2 separate regions of the Homo sapiens genome follow, and region 2 is linked to region 1. The links are chromatin loops, found by intact Hi-C in ENCODE. Cell type or tissue: natural killer cell. All regions are shown on one strand. Links, peaks and the distances in the headings refer to the core of each region. The heading gives the core; the rest is flanking DNA.

Region 1 (15,752 bases), core at 7,033-9,532:
ACTCCCATCTGCCACCTGCTGTGCTCAGGCTTCTGAATGACTGACTAAACTGAAGACATGTATGTGTATTAACAGGTATTACAAATGCAAATTTCCACAGTATTCTAGGCTGGAGAATACCACACAGCAGTCTCTTTATAATTTGATGGTGGTGTTATAGAACAGAAAGAGTCCCTCTAAAGTTCCAACAGAGACTCAGAGAGGTTAAGTGAATTACCCAAGGTCACACAGCTGCACGGTGGCAATGCCAGGACACAAACAGAAGACTTCTGATTTGAAGCCCAATGTTTTGTTAACACTACACTGCCTCTTGTGATATGAAACATCCCGTTAAAGGCAAATTCACAGAAGAAAATGTAATTTCCTAAACAGAAAATATACCTCTACTGGTCCATCTTGTTGGCCTTTAAATGTCTGTGGTGCCTTGAATTTTGTAGACATTAAAAAGGACCACAATTCACAGGAACTAAACAAATGATCACCATCTAGCTGCTTATACAAATAGTGTTCAAATGAGTGCTGTCTGTGTTCCTGAGATACCCCAAACAGACAGCCAGGCTGTTGTTGAGGAGCTCACCCAAAGGGTGTATGTGCAAGGCTGCATGCAGCTGTCCAGGGGTTGTGTTTTTTGCTCAAGACCCAGTAGGAATCCAGGAGGCTGAGATCCATACAGTTACCCAATCCTGCACATGGGCAATCCAGGCCAACAGAGGTCCAGGGAGGACAGTGGCCATGTCTGCCTGGCCTGAGAGCTAGCAACTACAGGTTCCACAGATGTGGGGACAAAAGTTCTCTCCAGGAACAAGGGCATCTGTGGACCTGTGCTGAGAATCATAGCTGAGAGAGGCAGCAGAAGGGAGAGGCCCAAGCACAGGTTCTAGTATCGCGAAGAGGGACCAGATGGCCTCAGAAGCACTCCCACTGCCAAAATTTAGGATCAAACAACAAACAGGGCTTTCAAAAGTCCTCTAAAAAGCTTTCAACTCAAATCAATTCATTTTAATGTTTTAAAAATTCATTTACTGTTAAAGAAGGATATCATTCAAAATGACGACTTTGTTTCCAGACAGACATGCAGTATCATTGAGTTAATTTACTTTACACCAAAATAAATGCCAATGGGATTTAAAAAGTAAATGAAAAAGTGAAATAACAATAGAATGAGAAGAAAATATAGAGAATTTGTATCTGATGGGATATAAGTCTTTTCTAAGCCTAAAAGCAAAGAAAAGAATAATAAATGGGAAAATGTAATTAATGCACAGGAAAAATAAAAGAAACTGACTTTTAGAACAAAAGGACAAATAAAAAGCCAGGAAATTATTACTTGCATGTATGTCAAAGGGTTAATATCCTTCATCTCTAAAGAACTCTTAGAATTGATAAGAGAAAGAGGAACACATCTATAGAGAAAAATTGCAAAAGAAATTTAAAACTGCAATTCCCAAAAGAAGACCCATGTCTTACAAGCATAAACTGGTTCACTTTCACTAATATTGAAACAAATGCAAATTAAAGAATAAGAGTATCATTTTCACCAATCAAATGAGTAAAGGATTTTTAAAAGATTGCATCCAGTGTTTTTAAGGGTATAGGCAAAACAGGTAATAGACTCCTAGTGAAATATACAAAGCCATATCAATGTGCCGGTTTGTAAAATCAGTTTAAAAATTGGTATACATTTAACCAGCAATTCCAAGTCTAGGAATTTATCCCAAGGCAATAGGGAAGTCTGCAACAATTTAATAATGTTCATCACAACCTTACCTACAACCACAAAAAAAACTAGAAATGGGCCAAATATCAAAAAAGCCTTCTTATAGGAATTAATAGTATATTCACAGGCCACTCTGCCACCATGAAAACCAATGTTGTAAAAAAATATATAAAGATGTGAAACGATATCTATGATACTACAGAGTGGAGGAAGCATGTAACCAAAGCAGTTGTGAACAAAGAAATTAATGTGTGTTTTATTTTCTTTGTGCTTTTTTCCTGTATCCCAGTATTTTACAATGAGCATGTATTAACAGTTTTAATTAATTCTTAAAATTGTGTTTTTAAATAATTACACAGAGTCATTCTAATTATTCACTCTATGTGCATCCAATTATTTTCTCTGGCTATAAAAAAAAAACTTTACCTAGAATATTTGTATGTCAGGAAACTTTGGTAATGAATTTTGATAGTATGCCTAACAGTCAAACGGTAAAACGGTACCGAATCTGCAACAACTATTTGAAGAAACTTCATCTCTAAGACCAGTTGGTTTGCTCTCAATGCTTATTAACAAACTTGACATTAGGTCAAAATCTGTATGTTCACAAAACTCCAAATAGCCTATATTTTAATACTATAGTTTCCAAAGATAAATAAAAACAGCCATTTTAAACTTGAAATCATACAAGGGTGTGATTCTCACTTAAGAAATACTTAATGTTCTTAAATTGGAACAATCAAACTGGTGAATGAAAATTCAGTTTAAAAGATATCTATGAAATGCTTAATAGCACAGATCTTTAATGAGCTAAGCTGAACCCTGACATATTTGTTGTTTACAGGTATTCATTATTTCCCAGAAATGCTATGGTATAGACCCTTGCTACTCAAAATGTGGCCCTCCAACTGCAACCTCAGCTACACCTGGGTGCTTGCTGGAAATGCAGAATCTCAAGCCCAGTTCCAGACCTGCTACATCAGGATCTATAGCTTAACAAATCCTCGAGTGATTTGCATGCACATTAAAGTTTGAGAGATGCCAGAGTAGAGAAGCTGTAAGCTAAAGTGTTATAAGTCATAGACAAATAAAGATTATAGATTAAGATAAAGCATCCCTAAATAGTACTGTAAGAGGATTTACTGCACAAACAAAACTCTCCGACCCTGTATCTGCTACAGTGGTTCTTTACTTTGGTTGCATATTAGAATTACCCATGGAGCTTTTAACACATACACCCTTGACCAAATGAACACATATCTGTATTCTCCAAAGTTCTCCAGGTTATTCTATCATGCAGCCAGTCTTGAGTACCTCCTGATCTACTAGCATCAACAGGGCCTTTAGGAAAGAGATAATCAGTCTAACCATATCCAGGCATGACCAATCACTGCCTCTACTACCTCTTTTAACTCCCCCTGTTCAACACACCTCATACGGGATCTTAAGTCCTTCTCTGTCCCTCCAGGTACAACACAGCCCCATGAATACGGTGATTATCTTAGCACTCAGCATATAACTGGTGCTTGATGAGCATTTGTTGAAGGAATGAACCTGTCTAGATGGAAAAGAAAACAGAGGAAGACTGCCAAGCTAAATATAAAGGAGGGCAAGTGGGTGCGTGGGTGAGAGCAAGTGGGTGAGTGGGTGAGAGCAAGTGGGTGAGTGGGTGAGAGTGATAGGAGAACATGTGTCTCTGATCCTTTAAGGCTCATTGATGTGAGACTTCAATGAAGAATAAGCCTTGTGAGCAAGACTTACTCTGCAATTAACAAAGTCAACTATCATTCTGACAAGGTGACAGGGAAAAAATCTGGGGAAGAGAGGCTATATTTTGGCACAGAAACGCATTATGCCATAAAACAAATGAAGTATGAAGATATAAGCCTAACCAAAACCATACGATCATCTCAACAGCTGCAGAAAAAGCATTCCATAAAATCTAACATCTTTTCATGATAAAAGCCCTCAACAAACTAGGCATCAAAGGAACATACCTCAAAATAATAAAAGCCATATAGGACAAACCCACAGCCAACATCATACTGAATGGAGAAAATTTAAAAGAACTTCCCCTATGAACTGGAACAAGACAAGAATGCCAACTCCCACTACACTATTCAACATAATAGTAGAAGTCCTAGCCAGAGCAATTAGGCAAGATGCTGCAGGAAGTCAGGGACCCCGAACGGAGGGACAGGCTGAAGGCAGAAGAACATAAATTGTGAAGATTTCATGGACATGTATTAGTTCCCCAAATTAATACTTTTATAATTTCTTATGCCTGTCTTTACTACAATCTCTGAACATAAATTGTGAAGATTTCATGGACATTTATCACTTCCCCAATCAATACTCTCATGATTTCCTATGCCTGTCTTTACTTTAATCTCTTAATCCCATCATCTTCGTAAGCTGAGGATGTATGTCACCTCAGGACCCTGTGACGATTGTATTAACTACACAAATTGTTTGTAGAGCATGTGTGTTTGAAAATTACCGATGTCATTTTTCACAGAATTAGAAAAAACAATCCTAAAATTTATATGGAACCAAAAAGACCCTGAATAGTCAAAGCAATCCTAAGCAAAAAGAACAAAGCTGGAGGGATAGCATTATCTGAATTCAAATTATACTACAAGATGATAGTAACCAAAACAGCATGGTACTGGTACAAAAACAGACATATAGAGCAATAGAAGACAGTAGAGAACCCAGAAATAAAGCCACATACCTACAACCAACTGATCGTAAACAAAGTTGGCAAAAATATACAATGGGGAAAGGATACCCTATTCAATAAGTGGTGCTGAAACAATAAGTGGTGTTTGAACAATATGAAATCTGGGCACCTTAAGAACAGGATAACAGCGATTTTCAGGGAACAAGGGAGATAACCTTAAAGTCTGGCTGCCTTTCTCTTATTACCCAAAATGGGTAAGAGAAATACCGCTAAATTCTTTCCCCAGTAAGGAATATTAATAATTAACAGCGTTGGGAAAAGAATGCATTCCTAGGGCGGGGCCTCTAAAATGGGTGCCCTGGGAGTGTCTGCCTTATGCAGATATAGATAGGGATGAAACACACCCTAGTCTCCTGCAGCACCCCCAGGCTTGCTAGGATTAGGAAATTCCAGCCTGTCAAATTCTAGTCAGACCGGTTCTCTGCTCTTGAACCCTGACATTGTGTGCACAGCAGGACATGGAAGTTCATTAGTGATTCTAGTTTCGCCCTGACCTTCTGCCTTGTGACCTTTTGTTGCCCTTGAAGCATGTGATCTCTGTGACCCACACCCTATTCATGCACTCCCTCCCCTTTGAAAACTGCTAATAAAAACTTGCTGGTTTTACAGCTCAGGGGGCATCATGGAACCTGCCGACATGTGATGTCTCCTCCGGACACCCAGCTTTAAAATTTCTCTCTTTTGTACTCTTTCCCTTTATTTCTCAGACCGGCCGACACTTAAGGAAATAGAAAAGAACCCACGTTGAATTATCGGGGGTGGGTTCCCCTGATAGCAAGAGAAAGAAATAAAAGGCATCCAAATTAGAAAAGAGGAAGTCAAATTATCTCTGTTGGCTGATGACATGATCTTATACCTAGAAAACCCTAAAGACTCCTCCAAAAGACTTCTAGATTTGATAAATTACTTCAGTAAAGTTTCAGGACACAAAATCAATGTACAAAAATCAGCATTTCTATACACCAATAATGTTCAAGCTGAGAGCCAAATCAAGAACTCAATATCATTTACAATAGCCACAAAAAATAATAAAACTCCTAGGAATGCATTTAACCAAGGAGGTGAAAAATCTCCACAAGAATTATAAAACATTGATTAAAAAAACTGTAGATGACACAAACAAATGGAAAAGCATCCCAAGCATGTGGATTGGAAGAATCAATATCATTAAAATGCCCATACTATCCAAAGTAACATATAGATTACATGCAATTCCTATCAAATTACCGATGTCATTTTCACAGAATTAGAAAAAACAATCCTAAAATTCATATGGAACCAAAAAGACCCTGAATAGTCAAAGCAATCCTAAGCAAAAAGAACAAAGCTGGAGGGATAGCATTATCTGAATTCAAATTATACTACAAGACTATAGTAACCAAAACAGCATGGTACTGGTACAAAAACAGACATATAGAGCAATAGAAGATAGTAGAGAACCCAGAAATAAAGCCGCTTACCTACAACCAACTGATCATAAACAAAGTTGGCAAAAATATACGATGGGGAAAGGATACCCTATTCAATAAGTGGTGCTGGAAAAATTGGACAGCCATATGCAGAAGAATGAAACTGGACCCCTTTTCTTACCATATAAAAAGTTAACTCAAGATGAATTAAAGACTTAAAGGTAAAACCTGAAACTATAAGAATCCTAGAAGAAAACCTAGGAAAAACTCTTCTGAACATTGGCCTGGGCAAAGAATATATGGCTAAGCAATGCAACAAAAACAAAAATAAACAAAAGGGACTTAATTAAACTAAAGAGCTTCTGTACAGCAAAGAAAGAATCAACAGAGTAAACAAACAACTTGCAGAAAGGGAGAAAATATTTGCAAAAATGCATCCCACAAAGGACTAATATCCAGAATCTATACAAGGAACTCAAATAACTCAACAAGAAAAAAGCAAATAACCCTATTAAAAAGTGGGCAAAGGACATGAACAGACATTTTTCAAAAGAAGATATACAAGCAGCCCACAAAAATACAAAGGAGAAAATGCTCAGTATCACTAATTATCAGAGAAATGCAAATTAAAACCACAATGAGATACCATCTCACACCAGTCAGAATGACTAGTATTAAAAAGTCAAAAAACAACAGATGTTGGCAAGGATGGGGAGAAATGGGAACATGTACACACTGTTAGTGGGAATGTAAATTAGTACAACCTCTGTGGAAAACAGTATGGAGATTTCTCAAAGAACTAAAAATCGAACTACCATTCGACCCAGCAATCCCACTACTGGGTATCTACGGGAAGGAAAAGAATCATTCTATCAAATAAACACCTGCCCTTGTATGTTTATCATAGCACTATTCACAACAGCAAAGTCAGGGAATGAAACTAACTGTCCATCAACAGATGACTGGATAAAGAAAATGTGGTCTATATACAGATGTCTTTTGCAGCAACAGGAATGGAGCTGAAGACCATTGTCCTAAGTGAAGTAACTCAGAAACAAAAACTCAAATACCACACATTCTCACTTAGAAGTGAGAGCTAAACAATGGGTACACATGGACATACAGAGGGAAATAACAGACAATGGGGACTCTCAAAAGCAGGGAGGGAGAAAAGGCTTGATGATTGAAAAATTACCTTTTGTGTACAGTGTTCACTATTTGGGTAATGGGTACACTAGGAACCCAAACCTCACCATTATGCAATATACCCATGTAAAAAGCATGCACTTATACTCCCTGCATCTATTAAAAAAAAAAAAAAAAGATAGAAGCCTGCCCAGCAACCAAATTCAGCTCTAGCAGTTTCTCCTGACCACGCTAGGAAGCACCCCTGAAAACATGGCTAAACATACACTCTATGACAGAGTTTGGGTCAGAGACAGAGTGCCACCATGGTAACTGCATACATTTCAAGACCCTTGCATAAAAAGCACATGCCTCTCTTCAGCCACAAGGAATAGGAAAGAAAGACAAAGATGCTTGAATAAAGTATTCTCCAAATACATTTGAACAATTCATCATCTTATGAGACCCAAAATATTATCACTGATATCCTTTGCCCAGGTGAAAAGAGGAGACAAAAGCCAGAGGTTATGGATCTTAACAAATATTTCCTGTTCCCTCCCTTTAGTTTCTGGGAAAACTCTTTATCTCGCAGCACGAATGAAGAATATAACTACAAACATTTCAGGGTCTCTCAGGCCTTGGATCTCTGCTCTACAAGCAAACAAGAACAGCCTTTTGAGTTGGGAAATGCATGAGCAAAGAAAACAAGGTGGCCTCAATCCTGTTATCTGCCAAAACAAAATAAAGACACTGCGCCATTTGGTTTTTATATTTATGTGGTTTTCTGGAATCGTTTCTCCATTTTTACTTTTGTGTCCCATGCAGCTGTTAGAGAGCTGCTTCTATGGACTGTTGGGAGAGCACGCAACACATTTTCAAGAGTAACCCATGTTAACCCCGCACTGCTGAAGTTGGCTCCACACTCGGGGGTTATATCAACATTTCCTCCTTCAAGCAGATCTTCCACACAGGAACTCCTCCCTCCACCTGCTAAGAGGTGACCACACCACAATCCCCGGGCCAGGCTGGCAAGGCTGCAGGGGTGAGTGTGGCCAGGCCCAGGTTGCTCAGGTGCCCACCCTCCTTCCTCAGCCCTGCCGGGCATTCTCCACCAATCGGCACTTTCTGGTTTCTTCCCCACTGTGGTAAAAATAACTTCCTCTTGAAGTATCTAAATCTGTATGTGATTTTACACACTTTTTTTTTTTTTGGCACGTTGTCGGATGAATTCTGACACTAAAGCAGAATGAAATTGCAAGAGATCTGCAATCACATTTCTGTAAAGCTCTGACCAGATGAGTCAGTTCCACTGTTTTCTCAAAGACTGAGAAAATACTTTCAGGCAAGACACTGCATTCTAAGCACCACAGCAGTTCCTTCTCCCCTAAGCTTCTTAGGAACTTGGCAGTGTGGTAGATGGAGGGAGGCGGAGCAGAAGGCAGGGTGCTGTTTGTTGTGATCTGCCCATGGCTTACTGGCTGTGTTCTGAGCAGAGAGGGCGTCTCAGGGGACCCATCAACCCACATCGACGTGGCTCCCAGAACTTGGCCGCACGTGCTTGGAGGAGCTGAAGCAGGGTTCCAGCCAGCCCGCTGGGGGCCTTGAAGTAAGGCTCTGTTGCACTCCTGCTAACACCCTCAGAAAAGCGGTGGGAGGAGCAGTCATTCTCAAATACCACAGCTTCGAAGAGGATCCCTTCTGACAGTAACATACCACTGCACAAAGCAGGCTCACTGAGGGAACTGGAAAACTGTTCAGTTCTGTGGCTTTTACGGGCCATGTAGACAGAGGAAGGGGGCTAAGATGTGTAAGGGAATCAAAACCATTTCATTTCTCTTTGTGCTTACTGGCCAGCCGTGTCTCCTCTTCTGTGACTGCTCCTGTACTCTGCCCATTTATCTCGTGAGTTGGTTTATCTTTTTCTCATTGATAAACTGAACTTTTAAAGACCTGCATATTAGTTCTATTTCCTGGGGAGATGTTTGTGGTTTTTTTTTGTTTTGTTTTGTTTTGTTTTGTTTTGTTTTGCTATGGTTATGGGGTGTTACTGTTGAGCTTTCACTTTAATATAGTTTTTTTTTTCTTTGTGGTTTTTACTTTCTGTGTCTTCAAATGACTTCTGATGAGAAAGTACTGGTAAACAGACCTATTTGTCTGGACAAGATTTATGTGTGTAGCAGAGCAGGGTAGACATAATAGTCATTTTAGTATCTTCAATTATTTGAAGACTATAAAGTCCAATAGACAAGCCTATATAGCTTCCAGAAGAACAGCAAAAAATGGATGGAGGCTAGAAAGGAGTAGCTCACCACACTGTGAAGAACCCTCTTACCCACTGGAGCTGCCCACAGTGAAATGGGATGGTCAGTAGCAGGCAACCGGGAGGAGGCTGTGCAAATCCTCATCAACAACACAGCTTTCACCTATCACATAGTGAGACTCTAAACTCTGGAAACCCATGTCTTACTCTGCTTCTTCTCTCTTAGGACTTCCTGGGGACATTCTGCTTCCCCTAATTTCTAGAGCAAGTTCTGGCGGAGGTGGAGGAAACGCACTGCTGATTTTAATTTTAGAAAAAATTTAACTATGATTAAGACTCAGAAAATGACAACGATGGCCTAAAATGTTTTTGTGTATTCTACTTGCCTTGGTCACTTGACTTCTGCAATTTTTAAAATAAGTGTTTGGGTCCAAAGAAAATAGCCTTATATTTGTTTCAGTTGCTACAATTATATGACCTCTTGTCTCTTTCAGCACATGATTTGAAGAACAGCAGAGATCTTAGAACGATCTACTTCAGTGATTCTCAAGAGAAAAGAAACACTCTCCCCTGGGAGTGCACAGAAAAATTACCTCAGGGACTTTTTTTTTTTTTTTTTTTTTTTTGAGACAGAGTCTCGCTCTGTCGCCCAGGCTGGAGTACAGTGGTGCGATCTTGTCTCACTGCAAGCTCCACCTCCCGGGTTCACACCATTCTCCTGCCTCAGCCTCCCGAGTAGCTGGGGCTACAAGCGCCCACCACCATGCCCGGCTAATTTTTTGTATTTTTAGTACAGACGGGGTTTCACCGTGTTAGCCAGGACGGTCTCGATCTCCTCACCTTGTGATCCGTCCGCCTCGGCCTCCCAGGGAGCTGGGATTACAGGCGTGAACCACCGCGTACGCCGCATTCTTTTATTTTTTTATTTTTATTTATTTATTTATTTTGGGATGGAGTCTCGCTCTGTCGCCCGGGCTGGAGTGCAGTGGTGCGATCTCGGCTCACTGCAAGCTCCGCCTCCTGGGTTCATGACATTCTCCTGCCTCAGCCTCCCTAGTAGCTGGGACTACAGGCGCCCGCGACCACGCCCGGCTAATTTTTTTGTATTTTTTAGTAGAGACGGGGTTTCACCATGTTAGCCAGGATGGTCTCGATCTCCTGACCTCGTGATCCACCCACCTCGGCCTCCCAAAGTGCTGGGATTACAGGCGTGAGCTCAGGGACTTTTTTAAAAGGACTTCCAATGCCATGCCCTTTCTCCCTCTCCTGGCCACTGAGATGTATTCCCATAGGGACAGTCAAGACCCTATGGAAACACTGCTATGGATGAGGGTCCTAAGGAACGGAAACAGCTGAGAATCATGGATCTAATGAAACTCCTTCATTGTAGAGATGAAGACACTGAAGCCTTGGAGGCTCACATGACTTAACACCGACAACTGACTTATTGTCGGGTCACCCTGCACACCCAGGCCTAGTGCCCCCTCCATCCAGCCGCATGGCTCTGCCTGACGGTTCTGTTTATCCAATGGGAAGGCATTCATGTCAAACAGCCTTTGTGTTAAAGCAGGAAGCTCTGTGCTGGATGACAAGGTCAGGGTTTTTAAGGTCCCCAAACAAAATACAACTTTCTACGAAATAATGTAAAATCAGCATTTGCCTTCAACTGCTCAAGGAACTGGGTGATTGGCCATGCCAGATGGTATGGCTCTCACTTGCCGCAACACCTACTGGAGGCTAACAGAGCAAGGCAACACAGAGAGGCTGAGCTTGGGAAACAAGCAAGTGAAGACACAAGATCTGCTTCTGCGGTTCACTGCTCTTGCTCTGACTGTCAATGAGAGGGAAGTGGGAACTGAGAAAAGAAAGTGGGCGTACTACTGGACGTGGTAGTTTCGTCATGAATGGGGGAAGTTCTGGGAGCAGGCACAGTGTATGCCTGGCATTGTGATTATTTCTGAAAGGATGTATCTTATGGATCACTAGTGCAATCCTAGAACAGCTGGCTATCCCAGAGAGTAAGCGCCAGCATACTCCCTCCACACAGCTATTTTTATTTTGTGAATGCAGGAACAAAAAAAGTAGTGTGGATAAATTCAAAACAGAGGAAATCAGGCTGTGCAAAAAATGTGTCATTTAAAGACTATCTCCAGGAAGCAGAAGAGAAGAAGCAGGAAGGGGTACATATATGTAATTAGTGGGATGGATGAATTACCGGAACTTGTCAGGTGTTGAAGAGCCCTTGCCAAATACTAGTGAAGTAATTGTGTATTTCTAGGTTTGATTGCTTCTTTCAATTGGAAGTCAGGTTATCAGTGAATCTGTATACTCCCCCAGCTGTGTTCTGATATGAGTGTGTGTGTACACTCATATGTGTATGTGTGCTAAATGAAGAGGGAGTTAAAGGGAAGCAAAGAACAAGCTGAGAAAATTGGCAATTGTTGAACTTAAATGTCAGGCCTTGGGTTAGAGAAGTATCCTGTAAAACAGCAATTATTAATCCTATTGTATACATCAAAACATCAGAGGTTCAGAGAAGTTAATAAAATTATTCAAGCTGTCCCAGCTAATAAATGGTAACACAGTGCTTCACACCCGGAGCTCTGCTCCAAAACCTATATCCTTCCTACTGCCTGATGCTTCTGCCCCAAAGAAGGCCTTCCATGAATATTTGTTGAATGACTGAACAAAGGAATTCATATGTCTCAGAATATTCTCATTTTTCTTTCATCAAGATTATGAAAATTGTACTCCTTGAACTAAAAAACAGCAATGGTGTTTCCAGAAATGCAGTACAGTTAAAGGTAATAGGTTATTTAAATCATCTATTAATGAATTAACTAAGAATTGCCTAATCAAAGCCATGACTTAAGGTTATTATAGTATCTTTCACCAAACAAGTGTAAATGGGTTGGTGGATTGAGACCTAATTTTACAGTATGGTCGTGTTGCAGTTCTAGGTTAAACTCTGTTCAGTCCCTATTTCAAAAATCACATCATTCCACGGTCTCATCTCCTTCATGACTTAAAGTCATGCTTGAAACATACTGGCTAATTTAACACAAATTGCTACCTAAAGAAGACACTAACCTACAGAAATAACAGCTATTCTGCAAACTTCCAAAACAACTGGTCTAGGATTTCAGAAAATGACAAGTAACAAGAAGTTTGCATTCTAACTGTATGCACACAAATCTCTAAACTGATCTCAGCTATTCTTAATTACAGAGAGAGCTCTAAAAGTGTAATTCCAAATGCCCAAAGGTAAGAAGTGGACAGTTATCTCTGTGCACAGAAGGAAATGTTTGTGTTACCAGGTATGATGGCTTGTGCCTGTAGTCCCAGCTTCTCAAGAAGCTGAGGTGGGAGGATGGCTTGAGCCCAGGAGGTTGAGGCTGCAGTGAGCTCTGATGGCACCACTACACTCTAGAATGGGCAACCACCTCTAAACAAAACTATATGTACTCATATGTCATAAGTGGTTGTAATGTATTTGCTTGGAGCATCAGCTTCAAAGAGCAAGAAAGAAATAGGCTAAAGGCATCAACTGAGCTAGAGTCCTTCTTGGCATCCCTCCCCATATTCTCTAAATAGAGACCAAACAAAGCAGGATTTGGAATCCTAGTGAAGAACAGTTGCTCAGCAAATATACTGAATCAACAGCCACTTCCTGAGGGCCTGTGTGGAGCACCCAGAAGAGATGTCAGAGCAGGGATGCGAAGCACTGAATAAGCTTCCTCCCTTCAAGGTGCTTGCTCACAGATGATCACAATACAAGGTAGAATGTCAAAACTTCATAAGAGATCATGAAATAAACAAATACTTACAGGAGTTTAGAGATCCTAATTGGAATTGTACCTTCCTAAACAATCAGTACAAAGACATTAGCAGAAGTCTAAGCAGGCAGCGAGACAACAAAAATGAATCAGTGGCAGTTTTGGGGAAATTATAGACAATCAATATAAACCCTGAGACAGACCAAGAGGTATGGCGTAGCTTCAAGACTAAGCAGCTATATCTGGTTCCCTGGTAATTTTGAATGACAGTGTATTAGTCCGTTCTCATGCTGCTATAAGGACATACCTGAGAGTGGGTGATTTTTAAAGGAAAGAGGTTTAATTGACTCACAGTTCCACATGGCTGGGTATGCCTCAAGAAACTTACAATGATGGCAGAAGGGGATGCAAACACATCCTTCTTCTCATGGTGGCAGGAGAGAGAAGTGCTGAGCAAAGGGGAAAAGCCCCTTATGAAACCATCAGATCTTTGCAGCCATAAAAAAGGATGAGCTCATGTCCTTTGTAGGGACATGGATGAAGCTGGAAACCATTATTCTCAGCAAACTATCACAAGGACAAAAAACCAAACACCGCATGTTCTCACTCATAGGTGGGAATTGAACAATGAGAACACTTGGACACAGGAAGGGGAACATCACACACCGGGGCCTGTCGTGGGGTGGGGGGAGGGGGGAGGGATAGCATTAGGAGATATACCTAATGTAAATGACGAGTTAATGGGTGCAGCACACCAAGATGGCACATGTATACGTATGTAACAAACCTGCACGTTGTGCACATGTACCCTAGAACTTAAAGTATAATTAAAAAATATTACCATTTTTCACCTGGATGATTACCAGAACTATAGAGATGACATCTAGCTCTGTGGAGGTGGCAGGAAATGTGAATTATGTGTAAATTACTTCAACATTTTGATCTAAAATATTTAACAAAATTTAATAAATTAAAAATGCTCATAATTGGAATACTGGACCCCAGTAATCCAGTTTTGGGGAATGTGTATTAAAAAAAAAAAGAAAAAAAAAAGAAACCATCAGATCTCATGAGAACTCACTATCACAAGAACAGCATGGGGGTTAACCGCCCCCATGATTCAATTACCTCCCACAGGGTTCCTCCCACAACATGTGGGGATTATGGGAACTACAATTCAAGATGAGATTTGGGTAGAGACATAGAGGCAGACCATTTCAGAGAGTGTTGCCAATTATTCAAACTGAGGCCAAGCAGCATCTAATTGACTGCAGTTATTTTAGAGCTTCTTATTTTGATTATATATATTTTTGAAACCTACTAAAATTTTCTGTCATTTTTGTAAAAACAATATTTCTTCTTAAAACTCATAAGTTATTTTACTCAAGAGAAACATACGTAGCAAATACTGTTCCTATATATTTGTCCTTCATATTATACCACAACATGAATACAAAATAAATTGCATATGAATTCCAATTTCATGAGAATGCTTAAGATTTCCTTGGTTGCTTCATATATTGTATAAGGAACATAATAAACCCAAATGTTTTCTCCTGCTGAGCTCATCGGCTCCATTCTAGTGAGCAAATATAAAGACAAAATATAACCATTGTACTATAATCTGCTGTTCAAAAATTAGCTAAATTCATATTCCACATACAAGTCACAGCAATCTTTGTGACATCTCTAAAATAGGTTAAGTGTTAACTATCCATGAATTATCATACCTTAGAGATAAATGTAAAGTGTTTAATATTCAAAGTAATCCATAACTGTAAAACAAGACCCCCAGGATTCTTTAGAACAGATCCTTGTTTTCAATCCATCTTTAGAGTTTATTTAGGTTTTACTATATACCCAGGTACCGTACTTAACACTTTAAAACTCATTTACATATAAAACTAATTTCTTGCTCCTTGATAAGGTGAACACCTATAATATAGTGAACAATACATAACAGTATTGTATTTAAGTCAGTATCATATTTCCCAACCCCCAAATTAATAGCAAGATCATATATCTGAAAAGGGTCTACTGTTAAGAATATATAAATAATGTTTACAACTCAACAACACAAATACAAACAACCCAATTCAAAAATAGGCAACTGAGGTAACTCAGGAATGGAAAACTCAACATCATATGTTCTCACTCATAAGTGGGAGCTAAGCTATGAGGATGTAAAGGCATAAGAATGACACAATGGACTTTGGGGACTCAGGGAGAAAGGGTGGGAAGGGGGTGAGGGACAAAAGACCAGAAATTGAGTTCTGTGTATACTCCTTGGGTGACGAGTGCACAAAAATCTCACAAATCACCACTAAAGAACTTACTCACGTAACCAAATACCACCTGTTCCCCTAAAACCTATGGAAATAAATTTTTTAAAGAAAATCAGTGGCCGGGCGCGGTGGCTCATGCCTGTAATCCCAGCACTTTGGGAGGCCGAGGCGGGCGAATCACGAGGTCAGGAGATCGAGACCATCCTGGCTAACACAGTGAAACCCCATCTCTACTAAAAAATACAAAAAAATTAGCCAGGCATGGTGGCGGCCGCCTGTAGTCCCAGCTACTTGGGAGGCTGAGGCAGGAGAATGGCGTGTACCTGGGAGGCAGAGCTTGCAGTGAGCTGAGATCGCGCCACTGCACTCCAGCCTGGGCAACAGAGCGAGCCTCCAATCTCAAAAAAAAAAAAAAAATCAGCAAAATGTGAATAGAC
Region 2 (15,752 bases), core at 6,549-9,048, 190 kb after region 1:
TACGGGGAAGGTGATGATGCATAACTGCAGAGGTGAGGCCATGAGGGGCACTGCAGTACCTGCCTGCTTCTTCCAACAACTTGCTTACTCTGTGGAAGTGAAGCAGAATATTCAATGGCTAAGGGAGTACAAAGGTTCATATGTCCGCATTTGTCAATCTATTTGGGAGATGCAAAGACATCCACCAGAGAAGTTTTAATTTCCACTTCGCACTGAGTTAATACCATTAGATTGGATGAACATTGAACACATGAATGCACCCTAATTTTATGTGTATTTATTCATTTCTTGGCGAGTCTAGGGACATAGGATATCACTGTATTGCCCTCAGGCACCATTCGGCCCTGCTAAGTGCTTGTGATCATAATGTAGGAAGCCCAGCCAATGGTGCGCTTCTATTTGCATCTTTGTGAAGGATCAACTTCCGCCCCTAATGCCATTAAAACCAAGCACACAAATAAACCCTTGATCACAGAATCACAAAATGTAAATCAAGATTTTCAGAAACAATGCATCCATATATAATTAGAGCCCTGTCAAGAAAAAATGGCATTTTTATTTGGTAATACATCAAGGGCTTTTGGTACCGTTAATAAAGTAAAACAATTTATTTTCATTATTGTTTATTTTGTCTTCATCTCATACTTTTAAATCTTGTTTGTTTCATAATAGGTATTAGTATAGTAATACACTTGAACAAAATTTGTCAGTAAATAAATGCATCTATATCTGTGGTATGTATTCAAAGCTTTGTGTAATGCATGTAAGGTCAAAAAAGTTTGGGGAGCACTGAGATTATAAGCTATCATTTTTTCAGGGTTTTTTTATTAGACAGGGTCTCGCTCTGTTGCTGATGCTAAAATGCAGTGGTGCAATCATAGCTCACTGCAGCCTCAAATTCCCAAACTCAAGCGACCCTCCTGCCACAGCTTCTCAAGTAGCTGGGACTACAGGCACACACCACCATACCCAGCTATTTAATTTTTTTTCTTTTTAGTAGAGATGAGGACTGCATTACTGTGATGAGGTCACACCATGTTGTCCAGGCTGGTCTCGAACTCCTGAGCTCAAGTCATCCTCCTGCCTCAGCCTTCCAAATTGCTGGGATTACAATTGTGAGCCACCACACCCAGCCACTTTTCAGTGTTTGCATAGGAAATTCTTGGACTAGGGATTGCTCTGTCTAAGATGGCCTAGAAGGAGCCACATTATAGCCTTACTGCTCCTCCCTGTTCACAGCTATGGTCTTAATATCAAATGTGAATTTACACACTTTATCTCCTTTAGTTCCATGAGGTAATAATTAGCTGTGTTTTACAGATGAGAAAATTGAGAGTCTCTCGGTTTAGTAACTGGGGCTATATTTAACTATAAGTGAACCCAGGTCATACTGACTCCAAAGCACATGTTCTTATTATTACCCTGCCTTGAGTTTCCATAAGAGTAGGACTTCTTACAACTCAATTTTTCATTCCATGCATATTCTGCTTTACTATCCCTAAGACGTATAGTTTTTTGACACTTGAAAATCTCAGAAGTTAGGCTGCATCTTATAACTGAGGGGGTCTCAGCCCTGCTCCTGCCCAAGTGGCAGTCCTAATGCAGGAGTCGCTGTCTGTACACATGGCCTGTGCATGCTTTCTGACATTCTGGGAGCGTGAACGGTCTACTGTAACTGCACGTGGTTTCAGCCCACAAGCAATTTAAGGACATGGGAATCCGGCGTGTTGAGAAACATGATCTTTTTTCTAGGTTTAACACCGTTGCTTCCTTTAACCATTCCTAATGGGGTTTTCCTAATAAACCATGCCCAGTTTATTTCATGTCTTTGTTCCATTTCTTTCATCTGTATAGAATGTTCTTCCCTCATTCTCTTTCTGGTTTGTTCTCCTCCAAGACTCAGAGTTCAAGAGTCAGATTTAAGAGTTACCTTCACACTAGGCACGGTGGCTCATGAGCTTGAATCCAGGAGTTTGAGACCACCCTGGGCAATATAATGAGACCTTGTCTTTATGAACTTTTTTTTTTTTGAGACAGGGTCTTGCTCTGTCGCCCAGTCTCGAGCGCAGTGGTGCAATCATGGTTCACTGTGGCTTCAACCCCTCTGGGCTCAAGTAATCCTCCTATCTCAGCCTCTGAAGTAGCTGGGATCACAGGCGCATTTCACCACATTCAGCTAATTTTTTTAATTTTTAGTAGAGACAAGGTCTCACCATGTTGCCCAGGCTGCTCTCAAACTCCTAGACTCAAGCAATCTACCCACCTCAGCCTCCCAAAGTGCTGGGGTTACAGGTGTGAGACATCGCATCTGGCCCCCCAAAAATTAAAAAATTAGCTGAGTGTGGTGCTGTGAGCCTGTAGTCCCAGTTACTGGGGAGGCTGATGTGGGAGGATTTCTTGAGCCTTCAAGGCAGAGGCTGCAGTGAGTCGAGATTGTGCCACTGCACTACAGCTTGGGCAACAGAGTGAGACTGTCTCAAAAAAAAAAAGAGTCACGTTCTTGGTAAAGCAGTCCCACAGCACTTAACTAACACAGGTTTCTCCCCTCTCAGTGTCCACTATCACACTTTCAGCTCTTAGAGAGGGGGCCTCAGCCATCGCTATGGCCCTGAACATATAGAACATGTGTAGGTACCACCCTGGACCCTCATAAAGCCTTCATCCCACACATCCCAATCTCTCTCTCTCATGCCCCACCCACTAGTTGAGCTTGCATGTCATGGACGGAGCCCCTTTCTTCCTGTTGGCCTTGCAGTGTGCCCTTCAGTGTGCCCTGCAGGGCAGCGTGCCACTGCCCTGTTCTGTCTGCGATCTGTATGTGATGAACTGCTTCTGTTTCTTCATGGGCTCTGTGCAACTGCTCTTCTGTGTCTCCCCTGACTTCTCTCCTGCTCAGGGCTCTCCTAGAGAGCGGCCATCTTGGTGGGAATAAACTGCACACAGGTCAGACAGAAGCCACAAGGGGACCTACCAGTATCAACAGGTGTTCTGTGAGAGGGACCCCTGGCCGTGGGTCACACATTTAAGCATTAGGTTGTCTGCCAGAATAAAGAGGTACTCCACGAAAGGCTCACTGTAAACATCCATGATGAAGTTCCCTGGAGCGCTTCAAGGGCAGGGCTAAAGTTTGTGGCCACTCTCCTGAGAGAGACCACAAGACCAAATTAGAGTAAAACACAACACCTACTGACCAGGGTGTCAACGGTGAAGGGGTCAAAAACACCGCTAAAGAATAGCCTAAGGCTGAGAGTCCTGAAGGAAGAAACACACTTCAAAGGGGGGCCGATTTGTGTCCCCCAGAATACATGCACTGAAGTCCTACTGAGAAGGTGACCTTATTTGGAAGTGAAGCCATCACGGATATAATTAATTAAGTTAGGATAAGGTCATGTGGGAACAGGGTGTGCCCCTGATCCAATGTGACTCGTGTCCCTTATGGAAGAAGGAAATGTGGACACAGACATGCACACAGGGAGAACACCATGTGCAGATGAAGGCAGTGATCGGGATGTTTCCACAAGCCAAGGAATGCCAAAGATTGCCAGCAAAGCCCCAGAAGCAGGAGCAGAGTCTCTCTCCCAGCCCTCTGAAGGAACTAACGCTGCCCATACCTCCTACTTAGTTATGCAGCCTCCAGAATGGGAAGACAATGCATTTTTGTTGTTTAAGTCAGCCAGTGCGTGGTACTTTGTTACACCAGCCCTACAAAACAACTGCAGAAGCCTCCTTCCCCAAAACTGCTAGTCAGGCCTCACTGGGAAGGTGTGGCTGCTACCCGATGGATGATAGATTAGTTTCCTGAACTGACCCAGGTCAGAATTGGTCCAAGTCACAGGGCTGAGCTGGCAGGAAACAGCCACTGCCTCTCTCAGGCTGGCAGAGGAAGCTTCCAAAAGCCTCCTGCTGGTGCCCGTGGGCTGTGGCTGATAGGCAGGAAAGGGCAACATGGAACTCACTAAGAACTGTAGGGTGCCACCGAAGCTTGGTTCGGGGAGTACCAGTGGATGCCCACCTCCTATGTCACTGGTAGCCGTGCAGGAGGAGCAATGAGAAAGGAAAGGAAGCGTGCTGGGTGCTAGGAAGAGAAGCCCCTTCCTCCTGCATTGGTCCCGCCAGTGCCCTGTATGCACACACAAAGGAGAAACTCACAGTGCTCGGCTTCAGGGTGGGTAAGCGACAAAGAGTCCATTTAGAGCAGAGGGGCAATAAATTGATAGCCAGCTCACCCCTTCTTCCCTTCAATGTATTTAAAGAATATAAAACAGAATGTATGATTTTGAGAAGGATTTGTTTCCACCAAGGAAGTGGCCAAACAAGGGCTGGGGGGCCACATGGCAAACCTGTTCTCCACGGGGGTTCTTAAGATTTTTTTGGTGCCATGAGCTTCTTTGACTGTCTGGTGAAGCCTGTGTATCTTTTCTCAAAATAATGTTTTTAATATGCATAGTCTAAAATACATAGAATTACAAAGAAACCAATGAAATCAAAACAAAGTAATGTAAATTATTAAAAAAAAAAACAAATTTGTGGCCAGTTGCTGTGGCTCACGCCTGTTATCTCAGCACTTTGGGAAGCCACAGCAGGAGGATCACTTGAGGCCAGGAGTTCAAGACCGTCCTCGACAACATCGCAAGACCTCGTCTCTACAAAATTTTTTAAAAAATTAGCCAGGCATGGTGTGCACACCTGTAGTCCTAGCTGCTTGGGAGGCTGAGACGGTAGGATCACTTCAGCCCAGAAGTTTGAGGCTGCAGTGAGCTGTGATTACGCCACTGCACTCCAGCCTGGGTGGCAGAGTGAGACCCTGTCTCAAAAAAACAAAACAAAACAAACAAAAAGCAAAACCAAATTTGTGATATAGTTTGATGATTAATTCTATGTGTGAACTTTATGGCATCATGCGGAGCCCAGAGAGCTGGCTAAACATGATTTCTGGGTATGTCTGTGAGGGTGTTTCCAGATGAGGTTAGAATTGAATGGCAGCCTCAGTAAAGCATTGTAGATGGGCATCAGCCAATCTATTGAGGGACCGAATACAACAAAAAGCTGGAGGAAAGGGGAATTTGCTCGCTGTGCCTAACTGTTGAGCACAGACATCTGTCTTCACCCTTCAGTGGAAACTTACACCATTGGTCCCCTGGTTCTCAGAACTGTACCACCAGGCTCCCCAAGTCTCTAGCTTGAAGATGGCAGGTTGTAGGACTTCTTGACCTCCATGATTGTGATAGACAATACCTTATTTTATTTATACACAGACACAGACACACACAAACACAAATACACACGCACATATATATGTATACAGGATAAAATTCCTAAAAAGGAAAATAACTCAAAGTTTAGACAGGGTTTCATTTTAACATTAATGCATTTTGCGTGGTTTTTTTTTAAGTGGAGTCCTTATTTAACAGGAGGAATGGGCCCTCCTGCCTCCCTGCTTCCATAACCCCGGGATAGACTTCGCCGCCTGTGGAGTCATCACACCACACTGTCATTAGTGCCCATGTCGATGTTCTCCTCCCTGGACTGAGCTCCCAGGGAGCAAGAATTGACATGCTGCATCATTCCTACCCCACCAACCAGCGCAGCGCCTCCTCCGTGCCAGGGCTCCACAAGTATTTGTTGGATGAAGAGTACACAACAAGAAAGTACGCCAGCACCTATATCTTTTTTCCTTTTTCAGGAGGCTACCCCAAGGGAGAGTGGAATTGAGCAAAAATGGAATGTGCAGCCTGGGGACTTTAGGTCTGTGTTCCAGCCTGTGCCTGCCAGCCTTGGCCGCTCTGCCCTAACTTCTAGTTCTGCCTTCTGGGATGTTGCTTTGCATAAGCAGGATAGGGCAGATATCTATATCTATAGATAGATATAGATATAGATATAGATATAGATACACATTTATATTATAGTAATATATATTATATAATATATAAATGTTATATATTATATAATATATAAATGTTATATTAATTATTATATAATATATATAATATTATTATATATAATATAATATAATTATTATATATAATATAATATAATTATTATATATAATATAATATAATTATTATATATATAATATAATATAATTATTATATAATTATATAATATATAAAATAATTATATAATTAATATATAATGTATTTACATTGTATATATTATTATATATGCACATATGCATATAAAATATAAAATATAAGTATATTATAGGTAATATAATTATATATAACAAAATTTTATATATAATATAAAATTTGTGGGTATATATATGCATATATGTACACGTACATAGTTATATATGTACACATACATTTTTTTTACCACCTCTGGAGAACTGTAATACACAAGTGCTTCTATATTACCGCACTAAAAACCAAGATCTAGCAGTGGGTTCAATAGCTACATCATTTCTAAGTAGTGATGAGTACAAATAACATCATGGGCTATTTGTAGCCACTCTGAAGTGACATGAAAATATCTGTGTTTTGAACACTTCCGCTTCCGGTTTATTTATTTTTGAGACAGAGTCTTACTCTGTTGCTCAGGTTGGAGTGCCATGGCATGATCTCAGCTCACTGCAGACTCTGCCTCCTGGGTTCAAACTATCCTCCCACCTCAGACTCTCAAGTAGCTGGGTAGCTGGGATTACAGGCGTGAACCATCACAACCAGCTATTTTTTTGTATTTTAGTAGAGAGGGGGTTTCGCCATGTTGGCCAGGCTGGTCTCGAACTCCTGGCCTCAAGCCATCTGCCTGCCTCGGCCTCCCATAGTGCTGAGATTACAGGTGTGAGCCACCATGCCCAGCCCATTTTCGGTTTTTTATTCCAGAAGTTGCTGGCTGAGGTAGCGTGTGGGTCAGTGTGCTTTCTGTGGGATTCCACCATGGTGTACCACAGCCAGGGCCAGAAAGTGCAGAAGGTTATGGTGCAGCCCATCAACCTCATCTTCAGATACTTACAAAATAGACCCTGGATTCAGGTGTGGGTCTATGAGCAAGTGAATCTGGACAGGAAGCTTTATCATTGGTTTTGATGAGTGTAAGAACCTTGTATTAGATGATGCAGAAGAGATTCATTCTAAAACAAAGTCAAGAAGACAGCTGGGTCAGATCATGCTAAAAGGAGGTACTATTACTCTGCTACAAAGTGTCTCCAACTAGAAATGATCAATTAAGTGAGAAATTGTTGAGAAGGATACACTTTGTTTTTTAGATGTCCTTTGTCCAATATGAACATTTATTCACATTGTTTGGATTACCCTTATGTCATTACAAGATGACAATAAATGCTGTAGGATTGTTTGAATTGAAAGAAAGAAAGAAAAAGAAAGGAAAGAAAGAAGAATTAAAGAAAGAGAGAGAGAGAAAGAAGGAAAGGAAGAAAGAAGGAAAGAAAGAAAAGAAAAGAAAGAGAAAGAAAGAAAGAAAAGAAAGAAAGAAAAAATATCTGTGGTTTTTATGGGTGATGTCACAGACAGTGCTAATACTGGCAATTGTTGCTTACATTCAGAATTGAAGAAAATGCTAAATTGCAGTCAGAAGTTAGTTGGAAGGAAAAAAATGATAAAATTCTTCTATTCACGTTTGTGGACCCCTGAGTTAAGCATCTCTGTGCAAGAGGCAGTTCCAGCATTAGCATTGAGGTTGACCAAGATTTCACCACATATCAGGCCGGTATTTTTGAGGTTCGCACCAGGGAAACTACCTAAACCCAAGTGTCAGCCATTTCTATGTCCTTTATATGCATCAAATACTGTTCTGGAGCAGAGGCACCTTTAGATGCCTCTCTGGATGACCCACTGAAAGGCCTCTGCTACTCCTCTTGTCTCTCCCCTGCCATAATTGCTGCCTCCTGCATGAGGAAGCAAACAAAACACAAATGCATGTGGTCTGAAATGTGAGGAAGAGGAAAGTTCCTGGCTTCACAATGCTTGCTCACATGAAAACACAATCATGTACTTCATCATTCTTGGTGGAAGAGTTGTGTGGTTCTGCCCACGCCTTCGCCAAGTGAGTCAGTCAAAGAGGAAATGCTTGTGTATTTGCATGGGTGGTGCTAGGCAGGATAACTGACCCACTGACCACTGGTGAGGATAAAGACATGACTTACTTCCTTCACTGTGTTGCACAGCTTGTAAAGCAACGTCCCAGAAGACAGAACTAGAAGTTAGGGCAGAGTGGCCAAGGCTGGCAGGCACAGGCTGGAGCAGACCTAAAGTCCCCGGGCTGCACATTCCTTTTTTGCTCATTTCCACTCTCCCTTAGGGTAGGCTCCTGAAAAAAGAAAAAAAAAGGTGCTGGCGTTAACTTTCTGGTTGTGTACTCTTCATCCAACAAATACCTGTGGAGCCCTGGCATGGAGGAGGCGCTGCGCTGGTTGGTGGGGTAGGAATGATGCAGCATGCCAATTCTTGTTTCCTGGGAGCTCAGTCCAGGGAGGAGAATATCGACGTGGGCACTAATGACAGTGTGGTGTGATGACTCCATAGGCTGCGAAGTCTATCCCGGGGCTGTGGAAGCAGGGAGGCAGGAGAGCCCTTTCCTCCCGTTAAATAAGGACTCCACTTTTTAAAAAATGACATGCAAAATACTTTAATATCAAAATGAAACCCTGTCTAAACTTTGAGTTATTTTCCTTTTTAGGAATTTTATCTTGTACAGAAACATAACCAACAAATATTTAGCCAGGAAGAAAGAAAGGAGACACAGAATGACTTGTCATCACCCTGGTGAAAGCACTCAGTTTCCACCGCCTCTCACTTCCAAGACACTTTTTGTCCAGCCCTACTCCCTGCCAAAGTCAATAAAAACACGAAGAAGTCAAAAATAAGGATAAAACAGTCTATAAAATTCCATAAAGCAACTAAATTTGAAGACAAATTCTGGTTGCCATCCCTTAGAAGTGGGTGAGTTAGTATCTGGCGATGAATGAAGGAAACCGTGACAGAAGCTCAGACCTCTGAGACAGCACTCAGCACAGCCTCTGCCCGCATGGTTTAGCAAGTGCTAGAAGCAGGGCCAAGGCCAGTGTGGCTTAGCATTCTGCTCCCTGGGGAAATCAGGCCAAGAGACATCGCAGCGCTCAGCGTTTGGGTGAAACATGGAGATCTTTCCACTAATGTTGATGGAGGGACAGCCTCTTACATGTCTTCTCCATGACTACCCATTGTTTTTCTGGGTGGAAAAATAGGAGAGGGAAGCTTGGGTTGATAACCTGGACACTAGCACAAGTGGCCACCTGCATGGCAACCAAGTAGTTAACACATTTCTGAGGGCAGCTTTGGGAAAGTAACGGGTGCTAGCAATGCCACCTCTCCTTTCTCTGCCAAATATGAGAGTAAATTAATTGTCCAGTTTGCACATTTTTAGAGAGTGTTATGATAGAAACCAGTCCATCCATTTTTCTACCATTGGGCGTATATTTGGCCTCACCTGGCAGTGCCTGAAGAAAAAAATTGATTTCTTGGTTTGTGAAAATCATTCTTTACATACCTTTTGAAAAGATTCCTGCAAGGAACGCTATGCATTTTCTCCAATTTTGGAGGGGAAAAATATCTGCAAGGAAAGTTTGAGTATTTGTAACAATCCTCCACGATCCGACCAGCATGAACCCCTCATCAAACGTTCTTTTGTGGGCTACTCCCTTAAACCTCAAAGCCAGCAGGGGAGGAACCCTAGGGAGGGAGAATGGGAGGTCCCTGATGGCTGGCGCAACCACAGTCTCCATCTGTCCTGACAGCGCAGAGAAATACTACCACGGGACTCAGCAAAGCCCAATTCCATACGTTTGGAGCTGGGACTAACTAGGAAGTGCCTAGGTGCCAAAGTAAATGAGCTTCCTCCCTGGGGTGGTGCCAAGGCCCTGAATTTAGACCACAGCTGAAAGGGCCCTTGGAAAACTTGTGGAAAGCTCCCCTAGGAAGATGGAAGAAATGCACACACTGTCCCTGTGTCCGGCACTGAATCTGCTCTGCAGATCACTGCAGGGTATTGCAAGAGCTGCAGCCATCTCATGTGGAGCCTTCTTCTGGTCTCTAGGTGGACTCTGGCAGCCACTGGGGCCCTTGCAGATGTAGTGAACCATTCTGCAGGGACGAACTCAAACCAAAAGAAAGGATAACTTGTTTTTGGTCCAAGCTTCAGGTCCCAGATATGGGGCAACTTAGAATGTCTCCCTCTTTATCCACCTTTCCTCCAAACCTACCATTACCCACTGCTTCTTTATTTTCTTCAACTTTTAAGTTCAGGGGTACATGTGCAGGATGTGCAGTTTTGTTACATAGGTAAACGTGTGCCATGGTTGTTTCCTGCACAGGTCGCCCATCACCTCGGTATTAAGCCCAGCATCCATTAGTTATTCTTCCTGATGCTCTCCCTCCTGCCATTCCCCACTCTGATGGGCCTCAGTGTGTGTTCCTCCCCACCATGTGTCCATGTGTTCTCATCATTTAGCTCCCACTTCTGAGTGATAACATGTGGTGTTTGGTTTTCTGTTCCTGCATTAGTTTGCTGAGGATGATAATAGTTTTCAACTCCATCCACGTCCCTGTAAAGGACGTGGTCTCATTCTTTTTATGGCTGCATAGTATTCCATGGTGTATATGTATCATATTTTCTTTACTCAATCTATCATTGATGAGCATTTGGGTTGATTCCACATCTTTTCTATTGTGAATAGTGCTGCCATGAACATACGCATGCATGTATCTTTATAACAGAATGATGTATATTCCTTTGGGTATATGCTCAGTAATGGGATTGCTTGGTCAAATGGTGTTTCTGCCTCTAGATCTTTGAGGAATTGCCACACTGTCTTCCACAATAGTTGAACTAATTTACACTCCCACCAATACCCACTGCTTCTAAAACAATCTCTTGAAATAGATTTTCACCTTGGCACATGGGATAGAAGCCAAGAGGAGGCTTATTGGAGCTAGAAGAGGACTGGAATTAGCCAATGGGGAAGTGGGTGAAATGAATCTCAGAAGAGCTATTCCAGAGGACAAAGGGACAGTGAGGTCCCATCTTCTGATGTGCCCTAATGACCTCGGTGTGGAAACCCCAAACCCTATCCCTCCACCTGTCAAGAAGAGAGAGAGGTCAGCCTCCAGCCTGCCTCAGCTGTCCTGCGCCTGCCCCAGTGCCTACATGGTCTTCAGAGAGAGAGGCCTTGTCTTCCTGAGGGAGACGTTCCCAGGTCTGCCCTCCCAGGCAGCTGCATGAGACAGATGGCATCCAGGCTACGATGGAAGGGAGGGGAGAGGCCAGGACCAGTGCAAAGTCCCTAACTTCCCCTGCATGGCTTCGCTGAGTTCTGACCAGAGTTCCTACGGTGGGGGGAGCTTGAGCCCTTTCTGAGCTTAGAGTGTAAACTCTAACCAGCCTGGCTAAGCAGGACTTGAAGCAGCTGCCAAATGAAAAAGACCTGCCAGTTCCCCACCTAGGTGGATACCCAGTCACCCCCATGAAGTTTCAGGGACCCTTCCTAGTGACTCCATTTTAAGGCAAGTAGTCACTAATTACCCGGGGACATTGTTGGTCAAGCAGATCAAAGAGGTTACTTGCTTTCAGAGATGGGACAAACTGGAAGTTCTCAGCATTCTCTTACCTCTATTACAGGACCTTTAGACTAATGACATATTTAATTAAACAGGAGCATGTATGAGAGATAGCAACATGTCCTCCAACAGAATTTCAGCCAATCTGTGTCACTTTCAAATGTGGTTTTACATTGATTTGTTAGGACTTGATGGTTTAGGAAAAGGCAAAGGAAGAAATGATATGCTTTGCAGGTTTAAACTGCTAGATGGGTCCCCTTCCTCCGGGATCTTCTGTGATTCTGAGATCCGATGCCTTAACTAAGGGCATTCTGGGCTGTCAGGAAGGGGTGGTGTTGACTGGAGTTACTTGAGTCTTGCTGAAGGAGGCTTGACTTCAGATGATAAAATTCAGACAGACAGAGAAAGAAGAATGTGGGGAGGACTCTAGGATAGGAAGAAAATTCAAGCACGGATGAAATAGGAGTCACCATGCGATATTCAGGAGACATTGAGGGGACATTGAGATATTCAGGATGAATCGTTATTTACTGAAGGAGCCTGTGGTAAATAAGAGGTTTTTCTCTATGTGGAGGCACTAGAGCCAGGGGAATCCACGTTCAGCTAGATCATTGAGTTCTGAATCTTCCCTCTCCAAAACCCCTGTTAGCTCCACACATTCCAAAGCTCTGAAATGAAACAGCTACAGAATCTTTCTCTCCCTTTCCCTGCCTTGACTACTGCCAATCAGGGCAGGCATTCTTGCAAATACTTTATAATTGAAGGAGGAAAACAATGCCCTGGCTCCAAAGTGGCATTGAGGACACAAGCTGTGACTAGTTTCTGATTTTCCTCCCTGTTGGGTGGGCTTGAGTCATTGATGTGGTCCATGTGGCTGCTGCCCTACCCTCATCTTTACTGTTGCCTGGGAGGTGGCAGGAGAATCTTCTATGAGTGAGGAAAATATCACCCTCCGCCTGTGCCTTATTGGATACAGTTGGGTCCTGTGGCCACTAATGGCTGCAAGGGAAGCTGGCAAAGGGGGCTTGGGAGGGAGGGGCCGACACAGCTGCCACTGGTTTGAGCCAATTACGATTCATGTCCTGGGACTGGAAATAATGAGGCCAAACAAAGCAGAGATTCTGCCATCAGACAGCAGAGGGGTGGCTTTCGCAGAAAGGTCAGTGGGGCAGGCAGGTCTTTTCCCGGCACCTGCTATGTGCACAAATAATGACAATGAGGCTGAGCAGTGAAAGGACCTGCCTGGGGTCACAGAGCAAGCACAACTCCAGAGCACACCACCTCCAGGCTGGGCGCTGTCTTTTCTCCTGTGATCCCAGCACAGTGGACCAAGTGCTGGTGGCTCAATGTAAATTTCAAGGCCCCAGGAACTCCTTCACTGAAGATACTCATAGTTTTTAACCCTTACTATGCATCAGAATAACTTGTGGAACTTGCAAAAACTCATGAATGTCCAGACTTCATTCCCTGAAGTTCAGATTCAATTGGTCTGCAGTAGGCCCCGGGCAGCCTCCTTTGCAAAGCTTCCCAGGTATAATGGTGTTCTACTCTCCCCAGTTATTCAATGAAACACAAACTTAGGTGTTTCTATGAAGGTATTTTGTAGATGAAATTAAAACCCCAAATCAGTTGACTTTAAGTAAGGGAGAGTATCCTAGACCAGCAGTCCCCAACCGTTTTGGCACTGGTCACCAGTTCCATGCAAGAAAATTTTTCCGTAGATGGGGTGGGGTGCGAGGGGATGGTTTCAGGATGATTCAAGCATGTTTCATTTATTGTGCATCTTTCTTTCTATTATTATTACATACTCACCATAATGTAGAATCAGTGGGAGCCCTGAGCTTGTCTTCCTGCAACTAGATGGTCCCTTCTGGGGGTGATGGGAGGCAAGGACAGATCATCAGGCATTAGATTCTCATAAGGAGCCTGAAGCCTAGATCCCTTGCATGTGTAGTTCACAGTAGGGTTTGCGATCCTGTGAGAATCCAATGCCACTGATCTCACAGGCAATCAGATCCTAACAGGCCATGGACTGGTACCAGTCTGTGGCCCAGGGGCTGGGGACCCCTGTCCTAGACAATCCAGATGGGCCTGATTCAATGCATCAGAAGGCCTTAGAAGCAAAGCTGAGGCGTCCTTGATGAAGAAGAAATGTCATGGTGGACAGCAGCATCAGCTGGTGTCTGTGAGTTCCAGCCTGTCCTTCCTGATGATCAGCCTGCCCTATGGATTTCAGACTTGCCTCGTCACACCTCGCAATTAAGCCAATTCCGTGCAAAAAATCTCGAATTATACATCTCTCACGGGTTCTGCTGAGAACCAGGGAGTTATTCAGTAGTTGTTAAGCCAAAGGGCATCAGAATAAAATAACACAAGGTCAAATCTCATCTCTTCTCCCTGCGACCTTCGTGGCTGCAGTTCCTTCAGCTATAAAGTGGGGATCTCGGTGTTCGGTGCACAGGCATCCTGTGAAGGGTAACTGCTCTCAGGAGTGTGTACGTTCACTACACATCAGGACTGAGTGATGGCAGCTGCTCTTATACTGCTAGGCTATTCTGGGCCATGAGCAAATAAATGTTCAGACAAAAAATGCGGCTGGTGTTCCCTCACCATTGCTTGACATCTAAAGTTTAGGGCCTTGGAGTGACCTAATCCGGCTTCCCCCAGCTTGCTCCCGCAGTAGGCAAGAGGGCGCCTGCGCACACACAGACACGTGGACGCTGCACCCCAGCAGGTGCAGGACACCGAGGCGGCCGCCCAGCTCCGGTCATGAAAGCAGCCAGGAGTTCCATCGGTCACCCATCATCGCTCTCCTGGGAGTTTTAATAGGTGTTTTGGTTACAGGACTCCAGGTCTCGCTGCTCACTTGGTGAGTCGTGGCGGTCCTGCCGGCCCTGCTGCCGCCGCACTCGGTTTCGGGGCTGCGGCTCGGCTCCGCACCGCGCGGCGTGGACGCGCTCCTCCCGGGGGCTCCCGCGCCTCCCACCAGCGCCTCCCGGCGAGCTGGCTCGGCCTCCAGCCTGGCGAAGCAGTGCCCTCTGGCGGCCACGCACTGCAGCAGCGGCTCGCTCGGCAAGACGGAGGCCGAAACCTGAAACCGGCTCTGGGCCCTGATTTCTTTCTAAGCCACTGTTTTTTGACTTGGAAATCCATAAGAAATCCAAAATTGTAGGTTTTTCTCTTTTTTTATGAAACAATTTTTGTATTTTCCACAGACAATAAATTAGATGTTTCTGTTCCTGGTAGTGCCCAATGTGAGGATGGATACATTTAGCACCTGCACATGTGAAGGTGACCCGACATTAAAAGTAGGGAAACTCCGTGTGGATTTCGGTGATGAGCTACACGTTCACAAAACCACCCTTGATAGTCATTTCCACAACTTCCAGTCCTGAGAACTGGTCACTCCAGCAGGTTTAAGGTAATAATCTGTGGGTCAAAGTTAAGTCAAAGTTAAGCCTTGGATACGCAGAGAGGAGCCGCCTCTTTGTCTATTTACCTTGTCACTAGCCATCCGCGTATGGACCTCAGCCCCTCGTGTCACCCCTCTGGGTCTCCGTCTCCTAACCTAGGAAAGAAGAGGGTTAAAATAGAGCCTCTTCAGCGTTTGCATTTAGGATCCAAGGGCTAGTCATTCTGGAATAGTCATTCATTCAGCAAATACCACGTGTCAAGTGGAGAGGGTTCAGGTTCACCAGGGAGCAAACCTGTGCGTTCCCGGATGTTAAATTGTAGCAAGGGAGAAAGGTACTAAGCAATAAACCTAAAGATGACACAGTGTGTTAGAAGGTGAGAATGAACGCCAGGTGGAAACTGGCACAGGTGTGGGACTCGAGAGTGGTAGCCCAGGGAAAGGCTGAGGGAGAGGCAGTTTCAGATGACGGAATCAGGCCAGGACTCTGAAAAGTGTCCTTTGAGCAAAGACCTGTAGAAGGGCATGAGAAAACCACAGGGTCTTTCTGAAGAAGAGACTTCCAGGCAGAAGGAAGCCTGCAGAGGCCCGAGGTGAGAGCGGTCCGTTAAACTTGCGGACCAAGGAGAAAGCCTGTGTGGCTGAATCAGAGTGGCTGAAGAGTAGCGATGGCTGGGGAGGCTAGGAGGTCACAAGAGATGGTTACACAGAACCTGCTGGGCCACCGCAAAGGATTTGCCTTTGACTCTGAAAGAAACGGGGCCATTGGAGGTTTTGAGCAGAGGAGC

The links. Hi-C counts contacts between places; a loop is a spot of excess contacts. Peaks named below come from ENCODE experiments on the same cell type or tissue, not always from the same donor. Only the 100,000 strongest peaks of a DNase experiment are listed, where the experiment ranks them.
Region 2: it touches region 1 in a loop (8-fold over the local background); 2 of 110 quality-filtered maps call a loop at or near these places.

What each region holds. Positions count from the first base shown.
Region 1 is chr6:148,753,976-148,769,727 of GRCh38, reverse strand. All of the region lies in intron 1 of UST (uronyl 2-sulfotransferase), which reads right to left. It overlaps LOC107986659 (a long non-coding RNA gene), which reads left to right. Exons shown (of 2, transcript XR_001744408.2): 1 at 1-8,896; 2 at 9,749-11,824. Among named protein-coding and RNA genes, the nearest start is that of UST, 15 kb to the right of the region's middle. RefSeq lists enhancers at 1-475, 7,867-8,006, 8,260-9,010. In natural killer cell, for the core only: no CTCF peak of the experiment used is centred there; DNase peaks (open chromatin) are centred at 8,077 and 8,657; H3K4me3 peaks cover 1,188 bases; H3K27ac peaks cover 2,500 bases.
Region 2 is chr6:148,558,781-148,574,532 of GRCh38, reverse strand. It overlaps the pseudogene SNRPEP6. Among named protein-coding and RNA genes, the nearest start is that of UST, 180 kb to the left of the region's middle. RefSeq lists a silencer at 14,507-14,686. In natural killer cell, for the core only: no CTCF peak of the experiment used is centred there; DNase peaks (open chromatin) are centred at 7,662 and 7,992; H3K27ac peaks cover 343 bases; H3K27me3 peaks cover 68 bases.